Linked DNA regions of Mus musculus: all the other regions are linked to region 2. A link is a contact called in ENCODE Hi-C or POLR2A ChIA-PET data. All regions are on one chromosome and are shown on one strand. The core of a region is the stretch at or near the end of the contact, and the rest is flanking DNA. Distances in the headings are between cores, read along the strand shown. Region 1 holds the start of Parva (parvin, alpha). Region 2 holds the start of Tead1 (TEA domain family member 1). Region 3 overlaps Tead1 (TEA domain family member 1).

Region 1 (4,624 bases), core at 573-3,072, 250 kb after region 2:
CCTTTACCCACTTAGCCATCTCAGCCATGTTAACCTCTTACTGTGCCTAACATACAGGTTAAACTTTACCATATACATGTCCAGGGAAAAGCACACTATATCAGGCTCAGAAGAGCTCATAGTATTGGCCATTCGATGAGCATCCTGGAGTCATTCTGTTAGAAATAAGGGGGGACTAGGTACAACAACCACTTGGGGGTGAGGTGATTTTTAGATTCATGCCACAATCTAGACAACAGACACTTAGCTCATGCACTGAGTTTGCTAATTAAACACCAAAGTGCTTTCCATACTTCAGGAGACTAAGAACATGAGACATTTCCTAGTTCATCACCTCAGACCTACTAAAGTAAACTCCTGAAATGATCTGGAGACTTGGGCTAGAAACACCGTGTCGGTAAAACACTTGCTTAACATCAGAGTCCCTAAGATCAACCCCCAGTACCACAGAAAAGAACAATCAATTAACACCAAGCTGGGCAGGCCTGTAATCCCAAATACTTTGGAAGCCGAGGCAGGAGGACCACAAAGTTCTGCCTGGGCTACACAAGACTAAGCACAAGGCTAAAGAGTCTCAAAAGAGAAAGAATAAGACCGCGGTGCTCACGCAGTAGACCTAAGGCCCTCTAAATCCAATCCCAGCCATGCCAAAGAGGAAAACATTTTAAACCCCTTTTTATTCACACACCTATCGCCACATTGATTTTTAGAATCATCACTGCATTTCCTACGCCCAAATGTGAGTTGTAAATTCTGCCTACGGGGGAAAAAGTACTTTCCACAGAAACTATTCTGGAAACAAAAAATGAGATTGCTGCAATTCACTGTGGTGGGAAAAAGAAATCTTTTCTTTTTCTTTAAATAAAACTTGGAATGGAATGTCCAGGTTCACAGCAGGGTCACAGTCCTTAGGTGTAGTGAGTTTATCTCACCATTCCTCAATCCCCCCCCCCCCAACTTCGGCACGTTCTTCTCTCAGTCAGTCAACTAACATTTTATACAGATCATCAAAGTCCACACAAGTCCAGGGAGCCCGCGAGAGATCCAAGGAGGCCATTGCAGCTGCAGCAAAAGACCTGAAGGCGCCCAGGAAACGACGGCGCAACAGACCAATGAAGGCTGAGAGCGGGGAATGACGGCGCCCGAGAAAACTTTCCAGCAGAAACTTGGCAAATGCCAGTCCTCGGGCGCGCAGAGGGCGGGGACAGCGGCCTAGGGGAGAGCACAGGGGACCGGCTGGGCCTGGGCTCTGGGACAACAGCCACCCAAAGCCTGGGCTCCGCCTGTGGACCAGAGATGACACCGACCCGGTTAGGGCTTTGGAGGCGACATGGGGACACTGAGAGGCGCGCCCAGGCACTGCCAGGGGGGTCTCCCACTTCCAGGCTCCCGATCCCTGCAGCGCCCACGGCCTCGGCTGTTCCTACCTTCTTTGGCTTTCTTCCTCCGGGCCAGCGTCCCTCCGAGTTTCCCCAAGAACGAGTCATCCTTCTTGCGGGACGGAGGCGACTTGGGAGTGGGTGATTTGGGGACCAAGGGCGACTTCTGTGGGGATGTGGCCATGGCGGCTGGACGCGGAGCTGGAGCTGGGCGGCCGCGGCGGGCGGCGGCGGGACTGAGGCTGCGGCTTTCCAAACGGAAGCGGAATTATTCCAGGCATTTGAGGCAGCTCGCTCGCCTTTCCCGTCCCTCGCTCCCTCCCTCGCGCCGCCCTCCGCCCTGCGAGGAGCTGCTGCGCCTGGGGCCCCCGTGCCCAGGGCTGCCCTGGCTACGAGGATGCCCTGGCTTGCCGCTTGCTGGGGGCTATAGACGCAGGGGCAAGTGCATGCTAGGGGGACGTGAGGTCTTATCTGGAGCTTGGAAGCCTTCACTTCTCTGCTTTGCATACACACACACACACACACACACACACACACACACACACACACACGCGTCAGAATCCGCAGGGAATCAGCCCTGTGACCCTATTTCCCAGCTGCTGCGGTCTCTTGCTCTACCTCCTGCATGGATGGGTTCCTATACTGTTAGTACTTTTGTCTCACAAAGAAGTCAAGGATCTAAAATGGGCTCTGGTCCCAACAGACTTCCCGTTCAACTTCTGCATGAATCTGCGGACTTCCACCTTCTCCTGTCCACACTCAAACAAAGCTGGAAGTCCACGACGGCAGACGCTCATCTATCTAGCCAAGAGCAATAGAATTAGTTCCAGACTCTCTTGACCTGACGCTGGAGTCACACCAGGCAGTTTTAAAGATTCATGCTGGAGATGTTTAGGAGTCCTGCGTACTTTTACTGTGCTTCTTCGTCCTAAGTTGTGGCTTGACCATCTCTTTCCCATTCTTTCAGGATACCTTGGTCATACACCAGCGGGAAGAGTTACATAACTGTTTCCACAGCTCTTTCCGTGATGGGGCATAAACAAATATCTATGTCTCCTTCCCAGAGCACCACCACCAAATTACCTTTTCCCTGAAATCAAGCTTGGGATCCAATGAGTTTATCAGACTTACAGAGCCTGGGGAAGGAGTCACCTACAGGAATGTGGGCGGGCCCCAAAGCAGCTGCACTACTGCAAATTTCTACCCCAGGGCGGATGACTTCCCCTAACTGTCTAAATGGAATCCCCTTCAGCTAATCTTCAACAGACTACTACTCTAACACCTCCAGTGACCACGTGGAATTAGGACAGAATGACCTAGTAGGGTTACAAGAGGGAGTGGCCAGAATTGAGATGAAAATTCAGTGACTGTCCCTGCTCCATCCTTCTATAAGGGAACATCAATAAACAGGGTCGGTCTCTAGGTCAGGAGTCGAGTGGGAAGGGAGGTCGCAAGTTCTCACATCTGCTTAGATGAAGATGGTGGCTGTCTTGCTCTGAGGAGGGCTTTCCACATGTACACTACACACACTGATGGAATCTGACTGAACCTCTGACTCAGAGGGAGCAAGATTTTGAACTGAGCTGGAGAAATCGGTCCAGCAGTTGGGCACTAGGTTGTGATCTAGTGCCCAGCTAGGCAGCAGTGTCTGTTCTCAGCCAGAGGCACGTGTTGATGAGTGACATGCATGTTGGTGATGAGAATGTGTGTCTTAACTTCCTTCCTATTGTTCTGATAAATCCCAGAACCGGAAGCAACCTAGAGAGGAGAGGGTTTATTTTACCTGTAAGGTAGCAGTCCATCACGGAGGGAAGTCAAGGCAGGAGTCTGGAGGCAGAAATCGGAAGCAGAGACCATGGAGAAATACTGCTTACTGCCTTGCCTCTCCTGGATTCCTCAGTTTGCTTTATTATACAACACAGGACCACCTGCCCAGGGGTGGCACCATGCATAGTGAGCTGGGCCCTTCCATAGCAATCATTAATCAAGAAGATGCCTCTCGGACTTGCCAATAGGCCAAGCTGATAGGGGGCATTTCTCAATTGTGGTCTCTTCTTCTCAGATGTCTCTAGCTTGTGCCTGGTAGACCAAAACTAAGCAACATAAAATACACTAGGAGGGACATGGGGATATAGGGCAGTATCTGGTGTGTGTGTGTGTTATGTGTCACGTGTGACACTCCAGGCATCCAGAAATGAATAAAGACATTTTCTCAAGAGGCCATGTGGGTCAGAGGTGCTTTGACACATCCATAATGCCAGCACTTGGAAGTGAAGACAGAAGGGGTTTAATGTCATAGTCAGCTATATACCTAGTGAGACTGTCTCAAAACAAGACCACATGATGGTCTCGACATGGAGAACTCATGAAATCTTGTATCCCTTTCCATTCCCACATGAAGTTCCTGCTAGGTCTGCTGTGCTTCCATTTGAGGAGTTACTGCTCCTACAGCCTTCTGGGAACTGTCTACCACTGTGTGGTCTAACCCATATGTGACAAGCAAAGTCTAACCAACATGATGACCCATGGGTCCCACTCAGAGCATGAGTTCACTTATGTCTGCTCAAGAGTTGCCATTTCACCTTTTCAAAACACAGCAATTTTCCTGGTGCCTCTTACCAAACAGAAGAGATCTTGTAGGGCTGAAGGGGTGGCTCAGTGGTTAAGAGCACTGACTGCTCTTCCAGAGTTCCTGAGTTCAATTCCCAGCAACCACATGGTGGCTCATAACCATCTATAATGGGATCCCATGCCCTTTTCTGAAGACAACTACAGTGTACTCATATACATTAAAAAATGAAATAAATGAATAAATATTCTTTTAAAAAAGAAGAGATGTTGTGTCTACTAACCTGGAATGATTTACACACACACACACACACACACACACACACACACACACACACACAGAGGCACAGGCACACACGCACACCCTCAAGAGATAGTGAGGCCACCGTGAAGTTGTGTTTTGATTATATCACTAACCCTTCTTGTCAAGGATCTCAGATATAAGAAGACATTTTCCAAAACTGCAGCACTATAAGCTCTGATTTTAGCATCAAGTCCATACAGTTCAAAAGCCTCTGACCCTCCATTTCTTTTCTTTTTTTTTCTTTTTTTGGGGGGGGGGTTCTTTTCTCTTTTTTGTTTTTTTTGTTTTGTTTTGTTTTGTTTTTGTTTTGTTTTTTGTTTGTTTGTTTGTTTTGTTTTGTTTTTCTGAGACAGGGTTTCTCTGTGTAGCCCTG
Region 2 (4,861 bases), core at 1,946-4,445:
CACAGATACGGTTATTCTTTTTAAGCCCACTGGATCATACACAGTTATCTGCATGGACCTCGGGAGTGATTAAGACACCATCACAATTTCCATTTGCAAGCAGTTTAATTACACTCACAATTAACCCATAACACATGAGATTAGAGAGGCAAGTAATCCTACAGATGTCCAGGCTCTTCTTGTACAACCAAGGACTGGGGACTGAGGAGATCTATCTACTTCCAAAGCCCGCAACAACTGCCTGATGCTGCTAATGGTCTGTCTCTTGGTTGGGGTCTCCATTCCCTCCACAGACAGTATGATACCAAACACAGTCTAGACACAGATAGTTCCATAAAGATGTATCTTCTTACATTTGCTTCTGCCTATTGGCAGAACCAACTAAAATCAAGTCTATGCACTAGTGAACTTAAAAAAATAATAATAATCTTTTTCTTAGTTTTCTGTCTTCTTCCCAAATCAGAAGATGCCAGAATCCAAAGCAACTATGTGAACATATAATCCCAGCTGTATACAGCAAAGAGAGGGAGAGAAAGCAGGAGGGGCAGGAAGCCAGCTCCCCACCAGGTGACCCCTGCAGACCCACCTGCACCATTTCACAGGGCTGTAAGGGAAGCACACACTGTACGTACCACAGTACAAGCGAGTTACTCATTCAGTTAGTGCAGTCTGTGTCAGTCTATGCTACATTATCTGCCAGCTTCAAATTAAAGGTCACTAACTATATACATGTCCTGCTCAGTCCTGGCCTTTGCTTGTACAAAACCTCCAATAACCCCAAAATGTTCCCTAGAATTTATAAAGAACCCCAGGAAGAAGGAACTCACACAATGATTCTTTTTCCCCTTCTTCTCTCCGCCCGCCCTTTTTTTTTTTTTTAAACTCTTTTATAAAGGCAAAGTGTCTCTCTGGCTTTGTTTCAAACTTGTTTTTAAAAAATAAAAAGTATTCTAATATTTCCCTAAATCTTCAATTTAAACAATACTTGCCATTAAACAGAAAATAAAATGGCTTACTAAGGACATGAACAAGACTCAGTAATGGAGACAGCTTATCAGCTCATTTTTTATACAAACAACAAATAAAGCAATTGCAAACTCTGTTGAAAACCTGAAACCTAAGAGTCCGACACAGAGTTACACATTCAAAGAAATAGTACACAAAAATATCTTATGACCATTTATGGAAATACTGAGATTAGAAAAATACGCCTTTCCTCCTTAAAATCATCAATTTAAAACCTTGCTGTTGACAAAGGTTCAGCTAAACGCATTTGTCTTTCCGGAGTCGTGCTGTAACTGGGTCTACTGTTTCCTTCTAAAGAGGAAAGATTCTTACCAAAGTTGGATCTAAGTCTGGCCCTTATAAGCATTCAGATGCGCTTGGGCCCAAAGATCCTGCTATTCACAGAAAAGCGCAGACTCCGCTGAAAGGCGGAAGCCCCTGGCACAGTCTGTACAGCCTGAGGACTATTCCCAGCCTCAGTCTCAAGGCAGATTAGCCCCCACCCAAGAGCTCAGGCTTGCACAGACAAGCTACCCCTTGGCTCCGGGTAGATCGAGTCTCCCTAACGGGAAGGATCTGTCCACCCGGGGAACCACCTGCAGGCACTCGGCACACTCTAAGCCACCAGACCACCTAAACTAACAACGAATCCAGGCCACAGGGCGTAAAGGAGACTGCGATTCTGTTACTTGGCATTATCTGTAGGAATTGAAATATTTTCCATTCACTATTTTGAAATATGATCGTATTTACAGACCTTTTTGTTCCAAGGACCTCGGCTCCTTTCAAATGGCGCTATTTTAAAACCCCGGCCTTTCTACACTACCGATTCCTGGAATATCTGTCTGTAAGTTTCCAGCGCTGAGATCAATTTGCATTTCTGTAAATCACAGACAGCTTCTAAGAACTTAACAAGCCTCCTGAGAAACGCTGGTGGCTGGTATTTCATTGTTTCATAAATATTTTTATACGGGTGACACCATTCAACTTAAAATAAATCTTTAAAAAGGAAGACGATTAAGACCGAGGAAAATTAGTCTGGCTTTTATTTTCACGGGAAGAAGATAAGTGAAGTGTGAGCCCCACTTCTTAAAATGTAGCTTTGATTATTTTAAAAAATGCATTAAAAAAGAAAAAGGAAACTCCTAGAAGTTGAACTTTCTTTCAAACGGGCCTCTAGACTTTGAAAACAAGTGGTGCTTTCGCGAACAAAGGCTAAAAGTGTCCCCAGATTTTTTTTGGGGTCCTCCTGGGGATCGTATCTCCTCCAATAAACAAACAAATCCCCCAGTATTTCCTACCGAGGGGAAGTTTTCCAGGGAGAGTCTACTCCCGGGTTTGGTGGTAAGTGCGACTCAGTCTTTTTTGGACACAATGTTTCTGCTGACTCCTGAAAATTTTCCACTTGAATGTGCACTGGAGCGGCGGCGGCGGCGGCGGCAGCTCTGGAGAGGCGGCAAGAGCGAGAGAGCCCTCTTTCATCTCCCGGGAGGAGGAGCCCGGATCGGCGCGGACCCCGAAGGGGCCGGGCGCCGGGGGAGTCACCGGGCTGCAGGCTCTAAGCTGCGCGCCGAACGCTCTCCCACCCGCGATCGCGCCAAACTCGGCGCTTCCCAGGCAAGGAGCGAGGTGCGCGGGAGAGGGACGCTGGAGAGAGGGGCGCGCAGAAAGGCGAGCGGGGCCGCCTGTTGCCGCGCAGGGTTGCGGCCCAACTTGCAGGGCGGCGGGGCCGCTCCCCTCTTGGAGCCGCACACAAAGCGCCGATCGCGGTGACGCCTAGACAGCCCGCGCCCCCGAGTCCGCCCCGCGCGCAACTTACCACGGCAGCCCGAGCGGGCGCGGCAAACTTCGGGGCGCTGGGCCGCCGCCCCCGCGTTACTCCAGCCGGTACTCCCTGCGGTACTCCCGCGCCGGGCAGCCCCAACCCGGCCTCGCCGGCTCCCGGGACGGGCAGGGCGCGCCGGGGCAGCTGCCCGCGCTCCGGCGACGCTGCGCGCTGGGGGGTCAGCGCATGGCCTGCGCCCCGCCGCGGCCGCCCCGGGCCCGGGCCCCGGCGCGCGGACTCCCCGCGAGCTGGAAGCGAGTGTGCGAAGTGCTGGGGGGCGCCCGCGGCGGGCGGCGGGGCCGCGGAGGCTCGGCTCGGCTCGGGCGGCGCGGCGCGGCGCGAGCGATGCGAAGAATGTGCGGAATGAGGACAGGAATGAAATGAACGCCAGGACCGAACTCGCTCCGGAGGGGTGGGGCCTCGGTGACGTCATGCCGCCGGGTCCTGGATGGGGCGGGGCCTGCCGCCGCGGTGACGTCATGGTGTGGGGCGGGACGCGTGGGGCGGGACTTGGCGCCCACGGGGGAGCGAGCCGCGCGCGATGGCGGGGGCTCAGGGCTTTGTGCGGTCCGAGGCGGGGCGGCCGGATACTAGGAATGCCGGGTGTGCGCCCTCCGCCTGCTGTGCCTCAGTTTACCCCCTCCTGGTTTGCACAGGCAACGACGCTCCCAGGCTGGAAGGGAGGTTGCTCTTCAGGAAACTGAGGCCGGAGTGGGCGGCTTCCCCAGCCCGCCACTCCTCCTCTAGCCGTTTCGCTTTACCCAAGTTCGGGGTGCTCGCGCAAATTCTGGGCTTTGCGAACTCCGGGTTGGAGCGTCACGGAGTCCTCGCCCGCCTCCTGCCCTGTCTTTCTAGAAGTGAAGCTCACTCGTGCTGCGAGTTGAGTCTACAGAAATCCTGCACCCGGTTAAATAAAATAAATAAAGTCTTGCCTGGCTGCAAAAAGCAGCTTTGTGCCGTCCCTTTATGGAGAAAGTGAGAATCAATCATAAAAGGTTTGAACTCTTTTTGGAGTGGACGGCGCCTCAGTACTTGAGAAACTCCGGTAAAGTTAACGGAGGCTGGGACAGACATGCTGGCAGTTTGGGCCGGTAGCAGTCCGTAGTTTCCCAGAAAGGAGCCGGCCCTTCCCGCACCGGGACTTCCTTCTTTCAGCTCTGGCTTCAGAACAAACTAATGGCGCCTGTTTTGTGCCCGAGGATTCCTGGAGTGTGCATAACTCAGGAAAGCCAATGGGACTCACTGAGCGCGTTTGATCGGAAACAACGATTACCAGTGCGTTTTAAAGGCAGAAATATCTTTCTCTAATGCATTTTTAAAATTATACGTCAAGAGAATTGAAGACTCCCATGCCGTTGTAAAAAGTAATACAGAGACATTCTTTGTTCGCTTCACTCAGCTCTTCCCCACGCCTGTCAACCAAAATTATATCCCAGCCAGGGTATTAATTTTCGAGCAGATTTTCCAGATCAACTTGTACACATCACTGTGTATTTTTTTAATTCTATACATTCTATAATTTCTCACCTGTGTAGATGTCCACCGCAATCAGGTACAAATGTGTATTATTTCCAGTTACTATGCAGTAATGTGACAGGTTGACAGTAAGAACTTCACACACCCGAGCAGAGTATTAGAAAATACACGACGATTTTTCCCTTTAAAACTCTGGCAGGTGTATGTCTCTTTTCCAGATAGCCTTCCATTAACACCAGCGAATAAGACAGAGGGCAGAAAACGCCAGAAGCAGTTAAAAGCACTTGCTGCTCTGCAGAGGACCAGGCTCCTGTCAGGTTCCCCACATGGTCGCTTTCAACAGTCTGTAACTCCAGTTCCAGGAGCACCAGGCACAAACATGGTGTACACGTGCAGGTAAAACATTTGTAAACATAAATAAATAAGAGATTTTTATGTCTGGTAGCAGGGCGAGCCTACCAGTGGGTACATTTCTAAACCAGTATTTATCTTGCCCATGACAGGCCAGTTACCCTTCAGACTCCAGTTGCTCCTGACAATTTGGTGTTCTCTCAT
Region 3 (4,213 bases), core at 211-2,710, 160 kb before region 2:
ATTTGTATTTAGTTATTTCTTACTGTGGATGGTTCTTGGTTATAAATGGTGCCCCATATTTAAAAAAAAAAAAAAGCTCAACATGAAGCAGGCTTGATTATCTTATCTTCAAGACCATCGTTAGGTTTTGTCTTATTGTTTTGTTTTTGCCTGTGGCCATATCTGCAGATTTCTTTATTTCTCTCTTTTCTGTGTTTATTTTGTTTTTTGAGATAAGGTTTCTCTGTGTAACAGAGCCCTGGCTGTCCTAGACTGGCTCTGTGAACCAAGCTGGCCTGGAACTCATAGATATCCACCTGCCTCTGCCTCTTGAGTGCTGGGATTAAAGGCATGCACCACCATGCCAGCGCTCTCTTCTGTATTTTTGAGATGGTATCTCATTATAAATTTGTAGCCATGCTCCCTGCCTCTTTTCTTTTTTTTTTTTTTTTTTTTTTTTTTTTAAGATTTATTTATTTATTATATGTAAGTACACTGTAGTTGTCTTCAGATACACCAGAAGAGGGCACCAGATCTCATTACGGGTGGTTGTGAGCCACCATGTGGTTGCTGGGATTTGAACTTCAGACCTTCGGAAGAGCAGTCGGGTGCCCTTACCCACTGAGCCATCTCACCAGCCCCTCCCTGCCTCTTTTCTACGGGGATCACAGGTATAAGCCACAGTGTCTGGTTTAGCTTTCTCTACTAAGGAGACCCACTAAAAAAACAGCATATCAGACAATGTGGAAGACAATTTGTGTTGAAGGAGATACATATAAAAATGTATTTTCTCAAATTACTATTATTTATCTTATGTATATGTGTGTTTTGCTGGCAGAGGCCAGAAAATGGCATTGGATCCCCTGGAACTCAAGTTATAGACAATTGTGAGGTGCTATAAGGATTCTGAGAATTAAACCAGGGTTCTCTGGGCCATCTCTCCAGCCCTTTTTAAAAAAAAAAAAGATACATTAATTTTTTTTTTTAAAAATCCAAAACCATAAATTAGAATCAGTGCTAAATGTATTATAAAAGTCATTTCACAACAACTGGAGACAATTTCATCCTTTTCAGTTATTTTTATTTTATTTTATTTTTAAGGTTATACTAGACTATCCATTAGCTGATTCTCAAATTGCTACAGGACAGTTATTAGAAGATTTTTTTTTTCTTTTTCTTTTTCTTTTCTTCTTTTAATTGCATTTCTGTGCTGAAGTTATTGAGATCAGCTCTCTGCTGCGACTGCGATTGCGTTGTTACTGGGAAACTTGCACACACTCGCGCACACACAGAGTTTAACGTGAGGCCCGTACAAAAACAGAGAGATTAGACACAAAGAAATGTAAACAGCCCTCACATGCTAGGAAGCTAGGTTACAAGAATCCCAGCGCCAGGCATTCACCAGTCACCATGGAAAACAGGAAGTGAGGTGCATAGCAACCACGAGCCAAAAAGCAGAAAAGCGCATACCTTCAGCTTGGAATGAAAATCACGAGATTTCCTTCTGGCAAGAACCTGAATGTGACTAGACACCTGCAGGGTAGGGGAAGGGAGGAAAACAAAGGAAAAGCCTGTAACCATGGAGATGAAAAGCCCCCTACAACTGGGCAAGCCAGACGTACCTTAATGGCGGCTTGAATTTCTCGAACTTTCTTTCTTGCTAAGACCTGTATATGACTAGACACCTACATTTTTCGGGTTTATGCGGGGGAAACAAAACGAGAAAAAAAGAAAACAAAAAAAAACAAAAACAAAAACAAAAAAAGGAAATCAAATATAAAATCGCTATTCCTTGGGAGGGGTGGGGTAGGGGAGGTTATTTGCATCTCAACGAAGCTCTGCAGTTAGGAACATACAGTCCCAGCCAGACACCAAGCCCCCAGCACCTCTCTAAAGCTCTATGGACAGGGTCCTCGTGGCAGTGACTTGATTCAGAACTTTAGGCAGGCTCGTCTCCATGTTCCCACCCAGAGAGATGAGAGGTGGGTGCTGGGAAAAACCTTATTTGGAGAGCCATAAGAAGAGAGAGGAGGGATGCTTTCTTTATGAAATTTTTAAAAAGGCGGGGGTAGAGATAAATTAAAATATTTACAGCATCTCAGTATCGGGAGAGAAAGAAAATTCCCCTTCCTCAATTTAGAGAGGACTGTCCATAAATTAGCATGCTCTACAGAATCAAAGCTGAGGCTGTGAGCTGGATTCTGATCTCCTGGAGGACTCTAGATTCTGTGGCAAATGCTGAAATAATACCGGCACATAAATTAGATCTCAAAGAAAAATGGGACCCAGTTAGCAGAGCCTCCCCGCCCACCCCAACCCCTTAAAATGTCTTTAATCCTTCCACACTTTTGGGAATCGCCTGGGAGCCAAGTGGATCTGCATATTATTACAAAAAGAGATGTGTGAATACAACCAGCCAGCCAGTTAAAAATCTGGTCTGAAAAACCACTCAGCTTTGCTGAACAACACTAGAGTGGTGTCGCCAACTGTGGCCAACAGGCACCCCGAGGGTGATGCTGGGTGTGGAAAAACTGCCAGACAGGCCTCTAACACAGTGATTCCACTGGGCAAGCAAAACCGCATCGATTTCAGTGGGACTTGATTACATTTAGAAGATCCCCCCGTGAAGGGGTCACTGGGCAAGTGAGCAGAGCGTGCTGGCCAACAGGCCAGTTCAGCACTTGAGATGGAAGGAGAGCGCGGTGTCTGCATTGGGAGACTCTGAACCTTCCCATTACAAGTTCAGTGACTTGGGCTTTGTGGCAGTCACCTCATTTCTAACTCTCCAGTGACTCCAGATTATTAAAGATCTTTTGGTAGTCAAATGTCTTTTGAGTTTCGATAATTCCCTTTCTTCCCGTTTCCAGGGAAGCAGGGCTCCCCCATCCTCTTCGCTCCTTCATCTGGCTCCCGCTGTTACTCATTTGCACCCAGAGTCGCTTCTGATTCTCTGCCTTGATGAGGGCCATGGCTGGGTGCATCCCCAGCAGACAGTGCCTGCCTGCCTCTGTGCTGGCAGGAGGCCACCCCTTTCTGCTGACTTAGCAAGGGGCCAGCATGGGCAGCATTTCTGAGGGACAGCCCAGTCTACTGCTCCACACTCCAGAAAGGAAGCTTCCTCCCGACCCCCACCAGGGCACCCTAATAGCAGTGAACCTTGAAGAGACACGGGTGGATTGGCTACACTCAGGATTCAGTTATAGCCCCTTACTCCCTTTAATTATTCTGCCATGAGGTCTCTATATTACCCCAGTGGTCTTGAACACCAGGGCTCAAAAGATCCTGAGGCCTCAGACTCCCAAGTAGCTGGGACTAGAGGTACACTCCACCACATCTAGTCAGCTACACTGTGGTTCCACACAGGTTAACATCAAGAAATAACTGTTTTCCTGTCACAGACCTACCCATCACATGGGTAGTTTATTTTCATTTCCTTTTCTGTTCTTAGAGACTGATTTTCCACCCATTTCATTTGGGAACTTGGTCACATCAGAGATCTGGGCTGCTCTGTGTCCAGAAGACCCAGGGAAGGCAGAACCCTGGCCAGAGTCAGAAAAGAATTCCCATTCCTGTTCCGCAGCATATAAAACGTGTACCTGCTTTATAGTCACAGCAGAGGCTGACAAAAAGCCATTGCTAAAGAAGCCACAGTGCCCTGGAAGTGTATTCCTTGCTCAGTGTCACTTTTAGGCCATTGTTAAAGGCCACTGGCGTGACTTCATTGAAAGCGCGACAATTATATAATCGTTGCAGGATATTAAAATGCACAGAACCTCCGAATCTCTTGGCTTGCCAGGGTGAGCGCACCTGCAGCCTTCTGCAACTCTGGTAAATGTTAGGGAGGTGGGGGCAGGGGGAGACAGGACTGAACACACAGCAAGGGGGAAGTTCAGACACTGGCTTGGCAGGGAACTCTCCCATGTGTGTATGCAGTGCAGTAGCACATGCTTGGCCCACAGAGAAACCACTACACCATAGACTCCTTACAGGGCACTGGGACGAGGGCTCCTCGAGCCAAAGCACAGCAGCCAAGGCAGCCCAATGTCTCCGGGCCATTCGCTGACATGCAAACCTTGCAGGGGGGTACTGTACCTGCTTCCTGGTCCTTGTCTTTCCCGTCCTGAGTTTGATGTATCTGGCTATCAATTCATTTCTACCTGCAAGAAAAAAAGAATTTACAATAAGGTAGGCTACTTAAGAAGAAAGAAAGAAAGAAACAAAGCCCCTAAAAGCT

Evidence for each region. A loop is a pair of places that touch in the nucleus more often than their neighbours do. ChIA-PET counts read pairs that join two places held with the same protein, here RNA polymerase II (POLR2A).
Region 1: POLR2A ChIA-PET joins it to region 2 with 38 read pairs in Patski. The contact joins the promoter of Parva here to the promoter of Tead1 in region 2. POLR2A ChIA-PET finds 5 or more read pairs at or near these places in 2 of 5 experiments (Patski and embryonic stem cell).
Region 3: POLR2A ChIA-PET joins it to region 2 with 15 read pairs in embryonic stem cell. The contact joins the enhancer-like site here to the promoter of Tead1 in region 2. A Hi-C loop is called at or near these places in 1 of 37 maps with a recorded cell type or tissue (heart). POLR2A ChIA-PET finds 5 or more read pairs at or near these places in 4 of 5 experiments (Patski and embryonic stem cell).

What each region holds. Positions count from the first base shown.
Region 1 is chr7:112,424,904-112,429,527 of GRCm38, reverse strand. Parva (parvin, alpha) reads right to left here and starts at 1,822. Exons shown (of 13, transcript NM_020606.5): 1 at 1,428-1,822. The coding sequence starts at 1,563.
Region 2 is chr7:112,677,690-112,682,550 of GRCm38, reverse strand. It overlaps Tead1 (TEA domain family member 1), which reads right to left and starts at 3,195. Exons shown (of 13, transcript NM_009346.4): 1 at 2,825-3,195.
Region 3 is chr7:112,839,339-112,843,551 of GRCm38, reverse strand. It overlaps Tead1 (TEA domain family member 1), which reads right to left. Exons shown (of 13, transcript NM_009346.4): 3 at 4,072-4,136; 4 at 1,450-1,512. Among named protein-coding and RNA genes, the nearest start is that of Rassf10, 110 kb to the left of the region's middle. Within about 2 kb of position 1,460, at least 1 of the 3 ENCODE cell types and tissues checked has a DNase peak (open chromatin) inside an H3K27ac peak, as active enhancers do; it is heart, where a contact is called at or near this core.